2 separate regions of the Homo sapiens genome follow, and region 2 is linked to region 1. Evidence: chromatin contacts called from ENCODE Hi-C or POLR2A ChIA-PET data. All regions are on one chromosome and are shown on one strand. Each heading gives the region's core, a stretch centred on a gene start or an enhancer-like site at or near the end of the contact. The rest is flanking DNA. Distances are from core to core; before and after follow the strand shown. Region 1 overlaps GOSR2 (golgi SNAP receptor complex member 2). Region 2 overlaps LOC101927060 (a long non-coding RNA gene).

Region 1 (5,833 bases), core at 839-3,338:
GAGTGATTGTGGTCTAATTTCCAACCTGCTCTGTTTTCTGTGACATCTTGGAGGGGGAGCTAGTGCCACCACCATGCGCGGTGCTTAGGAAATGAAAGAAGTCCCGGGTCTGTCTCTCTCACTCTCGCTCTCACTGGGGGAGGGAAAGAATGGCTTTGGTGGCTTTGTTCACATAGCTGATGCGTGCCCTGGGAAGGTGTCCACAGTGAGCCCTGTGTGCAGGACTGTCCACACGGTTCACACCTTGTCACCATCAGGCCTTTCTGGCTCCTGATAGGGTGGAGCAAAAGTGGAAAGGAAAGGAAAGAGGCCTTTTCTCACAGCCATTATATTAAATAGTAGGTCGATTCACATCCTCGTGCTCCTGGCCACCCTCCCCTGTGCCTCAGTGACATGTAGATGACTGACTGCCAATACTTGTCACCATTCCCTGGAAGCAGCTACCTAGGGGAAACAAGATGTAGTGCTATTGCCGATAACAAGTAAGATTTTCCACACTACAGCTGGGTGTTTCTCTTTTCTAAAGTGAGGCCAGTGTTATTTCCCGGGAGTGTTCAGTCTTGACCCTAGTCACTGATTTTTTCTAGTTGTTAATAGAGTGGTTGGCTTTTAAGGTTCAGAGACTGTGGCTTGGCACCTGCGCCCAGGCTTTGTGGGCCTTTGCCCCTTAGAAAGTAGCTGTAGGCAAAGATTTGTGATTTTCCAATTACAGTCTCAGCTCTAGTTTTAGTATCTCTAATTCTTTGGTTCCCTTCTCTTCCCTGAAATATATTAGCACCTGCCAGCCAGGCCCTCATTTTGCCCAGCCAGTGTGGGCAGATCCCACCGTGGAGACATCTGTAGTGTGTATGTCCTTGTAACACTCTGTTTTCAGGGACTACAACCTTTTTCCTTCTGTGACCAGCCCCGGATTCAGGCTGTACTAATACCAGGTATATTGTGGAATTTAGTATAAAGGCCAATCTGTCCTGAAGTCCATCTAATGTGGTGAATCACTGAAAGTCTCAGAAAGACCTGGTTAGTGTATGTTCTCATTTACCACAGGCCTACCAGCCCTGGGCACAGCAGCTTCATGGCAAGACATAAAATGACACTCAAAATCCTTCAGATCTGGAAACCGGCTCAGTATTAACCCTACCTTTGGTTGTCCTGCCCTACCTGCTCTGTTAGTTTCTTGTTGCTTGAACTGTCTTCTGTCTTATTTCCCTTCCTTTCTGTGTTCCTCTTCACCTCTCTTGTTCCCCTCCCCGCTGCTCTGTAGTCATGTTGGTCCTTTCAGGCACCTCTGTGGCATAGCTCCCCTTTGGTAAGTTTTCTTAATTGTCATAGATTAACTGAGTTTCCTGGATGCTAATTTCACACTTTCGGTTGGAGGAGATCTCCATTGTTCCTACCCCTCCGGGCCAAATGGGCCCCAGGTTTCCAAGGAAGGAGCAATCTGTGACTCCTAAAATGGGTTGGGGCCCTGCCAGAGTTAAAGCAGTGACTGGAGGGTGGACTGGGGGGTTGCAGCATCTTTAGACCTAGATCTGTCTAACTCTGGGGAGGCACATTGACATTTCCATTACACACAGCACTGCTGCGGTGCCAGGGACCTAGCGCAGGACTTTTGGTAATCCATAAAATGGATTCTGAGACTGCGACGGCAAGGCTGTCCTGTCCCCCAGGCACCCAAGGATCCTGCCAGACAGCACACTTTGGAGGAAGGTCTGCAGGGAGCAGCTGAGCCATTTGTTCTTGAACTCTGGGAGGCAGAAGTCCCCGCACCCATCATGCGTGGACTGATAGGACATCTTTTCGTGGTGTGCACCAGTGCTTTCCACACTTGACAGTGGTTGGCTTTGATGAACCCTCATGCTGCACCTTCAGAGCCAGTCCTCTAGTTTGGAATAAAAATTGCAGAGGTGGTTTTTGGGTCTTTACCACCTGCGGCTGGTGGACAGCAGCCAGTGTGTCTGGACACCCAGGGGCATTGAGACTGCATGTTGTCACATGACCACTTCTCTTCACACATCTGCTTTCAGTGCCTGGTGAAAAATAGACCTTGGCCTAACAGTGTGACTCTCTCCACCGCCTCAGTGTAGGGAAGGGTCCAGGCCAGGGAAGGAGCACCCTCTAGTGGAGGCGGGGGTGAATTCTTAGGTCGAGCTGATGCAAGAAACTCCGGTAGCCAGCCTCTGTGACCTTGTACATGAGTTTGGTGTGCCTATTGTGATTTAAAACAGGTGGGTTATCAAGAGGAACTTGAGATCTCTTTATTACATGGACATTTACTTCAGGGGGACCACTGTAAGAAAAGCCAAACTCCAAGACCAAGTAAGTTAGAGGAGTCTTGATTTTTTAGACTTCACTGCGGAGTTCTGTACACCCTTTGCCCTGATGAATTTGAATGGGTTTGATTTGCAAATTTGGATTTACACCCATTGTTTTGGAAGCACATCAGCTGAATAAAGTTGAGGTTTATTTTATTTAGAAAATCACATTTTGTAAAAGAATTCGATATTCATTTTTATAACTAATGGCCCCCTTTTTTTATGTTTCTAGGCCAGAGATTCTCAAACACTGCTCCATGGCCAGGGGCTGGGCTGGCTGCTTCAGAAGCAGTGGGGAAGCTTTTTAAAATTACATATTCCTGGGGCCTACCCCAGATCTGAATTAGAACCTTTTTTAAATCTCTAAGGTGATTTTATTTTATTTTTTATTTTTGAGACAGTCTCGCTCTGTCACCCAGGCTGGAGTGCAGTGGCGCAATCTTGGCTCACTGCATCCTCTGCCTCCTGGGTTCAGGTGATCCTCATACCTCAGCCTCCTGAGTAGCTGGAACTACAAGTGTGTGCCACCATGTCTGGCTAATTTTTTTTTTTTTTTTGTATTTTTTAGTAGAGACAGGGTTTTACTATGTTGACCAGATTGGTCTTAAACTCCTGGCCTCAAGTGATCTGCCTGCTTCGGCCTCCCAAAGTTCTAGGGTTACAGGTGTTAGCCACTGTACCTGGCCTCTAAGGTGATTCTGATGTGTGTATTTTGGAACCACTGTCTCCTAGACAGAAAGCTTCTGTCTCAAAGATGATCACATTGGTGTAAAGAGCAAAACTTGTTAAGTCCAAAATAAATTCTTACTGTTTATATCCTACCTTAGTCCAAAAAAGATTTGAGGAGACTTTGAGGAAATAACTGAAACAGATACAAAGAAGTGAGGCACAAGAACAAATCAAGTCAGTGTAGAATGTCGACATCAGGACAAGGAACTCAAACGTTGTAACACCCTAAGAAATGTTTGGGGAACCCTAATTTGACTTTCAGCTCCAGTAGCCAAAGCAAAGAAAGAAACGTCATCTGTTACTGTCTCAACCGGGGGGTGACATTTTCTCAAGGGAAAGCCTAGGCCCTTCATAAACAGCTTGCCTGTAGGCCTCACGGAGGTCAGACAGGGATTTTCCTGGCTCCATCCCTGCCAATCTGAAACCCTCTCACTTATGTTCTCCATCATTTATCCTCATTATGCAGACAAGGGGCTGAGCTGTGGTGACTGTGAAGGCCTCACAGGAGTCCGAGAGGAGCTGGCCCCTCATCCAGCTTGGAACCATGGGCCCACTTAATCTCCCACACTTCTCGTGGGGTGCTCTGCTGGGGTCTGGGGGGATTGAGAGGTGTGCAGGGGACTGAGATGGTGCAGCCTGCTGGCATGGACTATAGAGCTATAAGGTGTTTGCTGCAGACCCTTCAGATAGTATAGGGCAAGTTCCCTGTTGGGAAATAATTTCCTAACTGGAAGGGGAGGGAATCTGAAGTGAAAGCTGTCCTCAGGCCTTGCCCCTAGGGGGCGGCATAGCCCTATCTGTGGCTAGTGGGCCCTGAACACACTGCCTTAGGCCTGCTGTACTTAGAAGCTGAGAAAGGAAAGTGTCATTCCTTCCCCATTTTCTGTGTCCTTTTCATTTCATATGGAAGGCACATGGGAGAGGAGTGTTCAGGGGTGCTGGGCCCCCAAGTGCTGTTGGTAAGTTCCCCACCATGGAGCCTCTGTGAGCCATCCCTCCCCGCCTCATCCCCATGTCCCTCTAGTACAGGGTTCCCAACCTTGGCTCTGCATTGGAATTCCCTCGGGAGCTTTAAAAACCCATGTGTGGGTCTTCCATTCACCCTCTTATTAATTGGCCTGGAGTGCAGCCGGGGCATTGGGAGTTGCCCAAGGCGATTGTAATGCCCAGGGGTAGGGAGCCGATGGCTCTAATACAAGAACATCAACCCAAGGCTAGCCCGTCCCCCATGCACTTCCCCTGGCCGCACCGTGGGAACCACTTGCAGAGACCAACTAGGGGCAGGGATGGAAGCCTGATTCTCCCTCTGGATCAGAAGGAGCCAGATCCCTTGTGGCCATTGGGTGCCCCTCATTAACTGACACCTCTCTGCTGAGTAAAGCACCTTGATGTGACAGGCCAGCTCTTCGCTGCCCCTGCAGTGCAGCCCCCAGCCCTCCCCACCACCCCTGCCTGGTGTTCCGTCCTCCCTGGACTGCTTGGTCTTCTCAGAACATGCCACACACTCAGTACAGCTGCACCTTTGCACAAGATGTTTCCTCTCAGATGTGCCACAAACACCCCCACAATCCCATGAAACCTCCAAGAAGCCTGCCCCTCCCCTCCAAACAACCTCATACTGCACGCTTCCTGCGGAATGGGAGTTGCTCCTCACCGCAGGGGCCTTTGTGCATCCCGGGCACGTAGTAGGCGCAGGCGCCATCGGGTAAGCGGCTGCAGGAGAGCACTTGAGCCCATCCCCCATGCAGGGCCAGCAAAGCTGTTGCAGCCAGGCCAGGAGGAAGCCAGAAGGTTCAAGGCCACTGATGCTACGAGCCATGTGCTCACAGGGCCTCAACAACAGCAATGACTGCAGTAAAAGAGGAGAGGCATGGGGCCCCGTGAGGGAAACTGTCACTCAGGACTGGGGAGAGAGAAGTAGAGTGACCAACTTGTCTGGGTTTTAAAGCTGAAAGTCCTGAATCCTGGCGATCCCTCGGTCTGATGGTCACCCTAGATAAGCTAAAGGCTAGGACAGGCGTGACTAATGCAGGGTATCTAGGAAGAGGGGGCTCTCGGAGGCTGACTCCTGGCTTAGCAATTCCATTAGTGTGGTTCCACTGGCCCTTCCTTCCAGGCATCTGTGACATGGTGGCTCCTGGAGAGCTGGCAGAGGCTGGGCCAGGCCCAGGAGGGAAGTATTCCAACCTCCTCAGAAGACAGTGGCTGACAGTACAAGAGGGGACATTCATCTTTATTCCGTCTTCCAGAGCCCTGGCATGTGTCCAGTGCCAGTGTTAGCTGTTTCAGGGCAGAGGGAAGGAGTTGGAGACAAGCAGCCCTCCGCAGTTTGCACTGGTTACAGCGGCCGGAGGCTGTGGTAAGAGCGCTGAGCCCAGGATGCAGAGCCTGGCTTCAAGTCCCAGCCCTGCTGGCAGCAACCACGGGCCACACACCTCTCAGCCTCAGCTTTCTAAGAATGGGGGTAACACCTGTCCCACGTCCCTTTCTGGGGTGGACATGAGGCCCGAGTCACGTAGTGCTTTTGGCAGATTCCAGAGGTCTGAGGCAGTGACCCTCAGCCTGGGCTGCTTCCTGGAGTCCCCCAGAGAGTTTGGAAGTCCCGATTCTGGGCCTCGCTCCCCAGAGATGCCGAGCTACCTGGTCTACAGTGGGGCCTGGGCTTCAGAATTTTTAATTTTCTTTTTTTTTTTTTTCCTCTCATTCTGTTGCCCAGGCTGGGGTGCAATGGTGCAATCTCGGCTCACTGCAGCCTCTGCCTCCTGGGTTCAAGCGATTCTCCTGTTTCAGCC
Region 2 (5,833 bases), core at 1-2,500, 130 kb after region 1:
CTTGGAAGATGGGAGGCTGGATGGCTCTTGGGAGCAGACCCGCAGGGTACTACTGCACTTCAGGAAATAGCAGAGAGAGTTTGGTACAGTTTACTATCCTAGGCTGTAGGATTTTGAAAAGGAGATACCATGTCGTCTATGTCTTGTTGATTAGAAGACTATTTGAGTGGAAAGTGGATAACCTGGACCTCTGGTTCACCGTGCGCACAAGTGTAACAGTTGTTTTTGTTTAAAGAGTGAACGGAATATTTCATTTATTTTAGCCAGGCATTTATATTTTGATGTCTTGTTGTTTGCCTTAGGTTTTTTACTTTTACTATAGAGACTTTGGTTTTGTTATTTGGTAAGAGAGGAGTGATAACTAAACAGGCATTAAAAGTAATAATTTGAGGTGAGTTAGATTTAGTTACATTAATAAGATGGGAAGTAGTTGAAGGAGAGAAAAGATAGATAAAGTTTTTTTAGTTTTAATTTGGTAGGGCTTGACCCTGGAGCAATGGCCTATGACTTTTATGGTGATGACATTTTCTCGACTTGGGTACGACGTGTTAATTTATTTTTTTGCTGTGCGAATGGCAGTCTTGGTGGTCAGCAGCTTAAGGTAGGTTTCTTCCTAGGCTGGCTTGCATTTTTCTTTTTTTTACATCTTTCGATAAGGACGTGGTTTTCAAGCTGGTGCTGGTGTACTGGAAATGTTAGGGGTGGTACCTGTGCTAAAAGGCTTTTAGTTTTGAGGGAAGGGAAAGTGGAAAATAAGTATATAATTTTTGAGAAACTGATTTTTTGTTTTAAATGTGGGGACATTAGCAGTAGAATGTAAGTAAGGCAAACTATAGGTATTTTTTGGTCTATAAGTCCTTAGTGCCTTCTTAAGTTTTTTTTTTTTTAACTTTTTCTTATGTTGCTTTTGAAGGAAACTTTGGGGTTTTTTCTTAGAACTTTGTACATCTTGGGGCTTGAGGCCCCATAGTGACACCTCCAACTCCTTCCCCGCTGAGCGCTGCCTAGGGGACGCGGCGGCCTGGCTCCCCTTAAGGTCTTGGCCTCCCTGTGGCCTTTATTGCTCCCTTGCGTTGTGGCCTTAGGGATGAGTGGCCCTGTGACTTACCTGGCAGCCCTCGGACCTTGCTCCTGCCCAAGCCCCTGCCGTTGGGCCCCGGTGTTGGGTTCGGTTGTGCTGTCTAACGGCTGCCTGGCCCCCTCCCCCCTCCCCTGTACAGGAAGTGTCTGTTGGCGGCTAGGTCCCCCACCAGATGGCTCATGCTGTGGCCACTCTAGGAGCAGCTGGAGGTGGAAACTCGTTGGTATTAACCCTGTGCTGGAGGGCCCTTAATGGGTTTTTTGATGCAATTGGAACAAGATTTATTTATTTTTTATACGGGGCTTAGATAACATTTCTCTTTGGTTTAGCAATATTTATTTTCATTTGGAAAATTTTTAGCACCTATTTTTATTAGTTTTTAGAATAAAGAAAGTCAAACATCATTTTATGTTTGATAATGTTTCCTGTATGATTTTATAAGAGATAAGTTAAATTTTACCTTTATATTAGTGTACTATTAATGTTAAACTACATTTTAATAAAACCTTGTAGATATTATTTAATTTTAACGTTTGACTATAAGGTAAGATTTTTATAGATTCTTTTTAACCCTTTATAATTTTTGTTAAAGAGCAGGTTAGTGCTTTAAGAAAAACCTATTGTGCTTTTATTTTTATGTTCAGTTCATAGAAAAACTGGATGATACCCCTTTAACTTTAGCCGATATGTTTATACACAGAATTTTTTTTATAATTAACATTTTAAAACTTGCTTAAACTTTTAAAACAAATTTTTTTGACCTTTTAATGTAGGTAAGAATTCAAATTTTTATGCCTCTTTATAATCCTTTTATTAAAAGTGTATTTTATTTTCCTTATACACCTTGCACATAAACTTAATAGTTTTACATTTAGGAGGCCAAATTAGTTTTAAATTATATAATATGTTTTGCATAAATTCTTTTTATAGCATTTTTTATGACTTTTACAGATAATTTTTGACATGCCTTAACATTTTGCCTTCCTTTTATACTATTTATTTTTTTAGTATTATCCTTTTTTCAAAATTTCTGTTTTTTCCAATCTTTCTTATTTTTTCCATTTCTCTATTTGCGTTCTTTTTTTTTTTTCTTTCTGTCATTTCCTGGTTTCTTCCTCATTCCCGAGTTCTCCTGCTCCTGCAGCTGGCAGGCCGGGCAACGGCATGGGTACTGCCCCTGCGCACGCACTGCCGTCCATCTCTTTTGTTTTTTTCTGATTTTCCTTTTTAGTTTTTCCCTTCTCTCCTCACACTTACTTTTTTGGGCTGGGTGGGATTTGCGCAGCCGTAGTCCAGCCCCAGGAAGTTGGTGCCCTGTTGAGCTCACCGCTTTCTTCTGGATAACTCCGATCTCAGCCTTATTCCAAGTCTTAACAGTGTCTTCTCATCCTTAGTCTCCTAGCCACTGTATACCTTCTTTTCCGTCTCCTGCCGTCCTGAGGACACCCCATCCCTAAGTCTTTGCTAAACTGTCCTGAACTCTTACTGCCTCCTTTCCTACCACCCTCACCCAATCTTGTTAAAAAATGACATCTCCGTGTCCTTTCACCCCCGCTGACACCACCGCATGTCTTTACCCCAACTCTGCGTCCATTGCTTCCCTCGACCCCACTCCCATTCAACCTGAGAACTTAGTGCAGAGTCTCCTTCCACCAGCTGCCCCTCAACAGCCAAATGTAGGTGCTCACTCAGACCCACAGTTAGAGACTGAGCAGCATGATTGGTGGGTGCAGGGGCTCAGGTGGTAAATAAGGGTGGAGGAGCAGTGGGCTCTCCCCAACTCTTGGGTCAGCCGGGGTTTTTCCTGGCATCTGGTCTCCTGCACCTGTCCTCAGGGATTGTGTTTCTGGCATTCATATTAAATGACTTGTGCTGGCTGCTGGAATGGTAGGTATCATTCAAATATCTGGAAGGTGAGAGATGGCCACTCACTCAGCTCACTTAGCACAGAATGATGGAAGCTGCCCCTTCCTTCTGGTTGGTGTTCTTGCCCTGGAGAGCCTCTGGGAAGTTCTGTGTGGTGTTGGCTGTGGTCACAGAATATTGTTCATGTTTCTTTTCCTGGCATTTGTAAGGGCCTCTCCCTGCCAGAGCTGATGGCAGATCAATCCTGATGCCAAATTCAGGGGATGTGATGGGTGCCAGAGGCAATGTTACCTGTTGTGAAGAGTATAGGTGAGTAGGTCCTGGGGAGGCTGAGGCCTAGGTGGGTACAGAGGCTCTTGAATGGCTTTCTTTTCTTATAAGTGCTGGATCATTGACTTTTGGCCATCTGGGTTCCATGAACACAGGGAACCATGTTATCTCAGAGTAGCTGAGGCAGAAGGACATTCCAGAGGCACCCAAGTCCCATGCTAGCATTTAGTTTCCTGGGGGCTTTTTGGTACACATGTTCTCTGAATCCTGAGGACCTGGCATCAGATGGGTGGGCCATTTGACCACAGTTTTAAAGGGCCCCAAAGAACCTTGTCTCTGCTTGCCATTTATAGTCTTATTCCGTTGAAAAAATGAATGCTGTTTACCTTCAATGTCCTCCCATTAGTATATTTAAGTTGGTTTCAGCCTTATTGGCAGCTTGACTTAATGGAAGGAGCTCCACAGTCATCTTAACACTTCAGAGTTATATACCCCAACTTCCCACAGTGTGTGAAATGGAGATACCTGCCCCGTGCCTCATTTTTATTTTATTAATCAATTCATTCAACAGCTTATTTTTTGAGCACCAGTGTGTGCCAAACACTGGTGAATGGGTCAGGCAATGGTCCTGTTTTCATTCAGAGTTTGGTCCTTGTTAGAATCCTCTGGGATATGGGACAAGAATATAGAGAAGATTCTGCCCTCATCCACTAGCCCTGAGTCTGGGAATCACAAGCTAGAAGTTTCTCACCCTTCATCTGGTATTTAATTACTTCAAAGCTCCAACCCCCACCACCCCACCCATCACAGAAATCCAACTTTCCTCAGGTGGACAGAGGTGCGGTTTCCTCAGTCAGCACTCACATGCCTGAAAGATCAGCTGCCTTTCTGAATCAGAGGGTAACTTTGTCATTCTTTTCCAATTGAAAAAACGTGACTCATCAATTGGTACAGCAGTTGGATGGCTTAAAGCCAGGCTGTGGCTCTGAACAGCCAGGTACACAATTCAGGCAGTGGAGAGAAGGCCGTAGGGAGTGGCTGAGAAGTCCCTCAAGAGAAGAGGTTGCTGTTCACTGATGGTAGAGTGTTTTGAGAGTGGTGAAACCAGGTTATCCCTTTCTTCTTTTAACGTAAGTCTCATCCAAGTCACTCTCTTTTTTTGCTTCCTTGATCTCTGGAGGAAGTGAAATTGGACATATAGAGAAGGCCAGGCAGTATAATGCAGGAAACCAACTGGAACTGTTCCTTCCTAACTATGTTGGAACATTTAAGAAAGTATAGCTCTGAGACTTCAGGAGCATTGGTAGGACCTGGTCTCAGCTGGTTGGGGCTATAAATCTGATTGGCAGAACTGTTTCATGTTGGTTTCTGACCTTCTGTGATGAAATGGAGCTTCCGAGTACCTCTGAGGAGGAAGTAATAGTTTGCCTGAAATTCTTTGAGCCAAAGACCTGAGGCCATTTGGTCCAGGGGAAGATGCGGGAGTTGGGATGAAGAAACCATATGTTTCTTTGACATATTTTGGAATGGCCCTGCAAAGCCATCTCTTGTGGGGGAAATTTATATCCTGCAGACTCCCTTCCCTTTCTAGGCCTTTTCCTGATCTAGGAGAGATTTAACTAAGAGTCTGACACTTTTTAGGGTCTGATAAGAGACCATCTGTCATCTCCCATGTGATGATAGACCAGTCAGGTTGGAGTTGGTATCTTAATTGCTGAGAGTCTGTTCTGTCAGTCTTAGGATTCTGTTTTAATGTTAATGCTGGTCAGTTGTGTCTAAGCTCCAAAAGGGAGAGGCTAGGATGAGGCATGGCCCACGCCCCACTTCCTGTCATGGCCTACGCCCCACTTCCTGTCATGGCCTGAACTCAGTTTTTAGGTTTTTTCAAAATCCCTTTGGCCAAGAGGGGGTTCATTCAGGCAGTTGGGAAGCTTAGAATTTTATTTTTGGTTTACAGCACTCACTCAGGAATTGGGTTTTTCTAGGGCTGGGGTTGGCTTCCTCCTGGGGGCTGGTGGTGGAGTCAGGCCACTTATTAGCCCTGGGACCTCAGGAACTTCCTTGACCTGGGTCAGCTGCCATTTCCTTATCTGTCAGGTGGAGACAATAAAACAGCACTCCTAGGGTCCTTAGGAGGAACATAAATTAGGCAATATATGTAAAGAGAACTGAGCCCATTTAACTTTTCTTGGTTTTGTTAACTTCTTTTTTTTTTTTTTTTTTTTTTTGAGACGGAGTCTCTCTGTCCCCCAGGCTGGAGTGTAGTGGCACGATCTTGGCTCACTGCAACCTCCACCTCCCAGTTTCAAGCGATTCTCCTGCCTCAGCCTCCTGAGTAGCTGGGACTACAGGGTGCGCCACCATGTCGGCTAATTTTTGTATTTTTAGTAGAGACGGGGTTTCACCATGTTGGTCAGGCTGGTCTTGAACTCCTGGTCTCGTGATCTGCCCACCTCAGCCTCCCAAAGTGCTCACAGGTGTGAGCCACTGCGCCCGGCCGGTTTTGTTAACTTCTTTATGCGGTGATTGTTTGAGAGCTGAGAGACAGCCATCACCTTTCCCGGCGTTCCCCTGATGCTCAGCCAGGCATTTGGGACAGATTTGTTTACGTGTGAA

What was found. A loop is a pair of places that touch in the nucleus more often than their neighbours do. ChIA-PET counts read pairs that join two places held with the same protein, here RNA polymerase II (POLR2A). Pooled maps may share reads with other maps.
Region 2: a pooled map shows a loop between it and region 1 (5-fold over the local background). The contact joins two enhancer-like sites. A Hi-C loop is called at or near these places in 1 of 37 single-sample maps with no recorded cell type and 6 of 50 pooled maps. POLR2A ChIA-PET finds 5 or more read pairs at or near these places in 2 of 52 experiments (AG04450 and WTC11).

The regions. Positions count from the first base shown.
Region 1 is chr17:46,938,888-46,944,720 of GRCh38, forward strand. GOSR2 (golgi SNAP receptor complex member 2) reads left to right here. Exons shown (of 6, transcript NM_004287.5): 6 at 1-3,133. It also overlaps a transcript of LRRC37A2 not described here. Among named protein-coding and RNA genes, the nearest start is that of GOSR2, 19 kb to the left of the region's middle. RefSeq lists an enhancer at 3,969-4,905. Within about 2 kb of position 2,089, at least 2 of the 41 ENCODE cell types and tissues checked have a DNase peak (open chromatin) inside an H3K27ac peak, as active enhancers do.
Region 2 is chr17:47,066,306-47,072,138 of GRCh38, forward strand. The region is part of intron 2 of LOC101927060 (a long non-coding RNA gene); the gene reads right to left. Among named protein-coding and RNA genes, the nearest start is that of RPRML, 90 kb to the left of the region's middle. RefSeq lists enhancers at 1,844-2,345, 2,346-2,845. Within about 2 kb of position 1,251, at least 38 of the 41 ENCODE cell types and tissues checked have a DNase peak (open chromatin) inside an H3K27ac peak, as active enhancers do.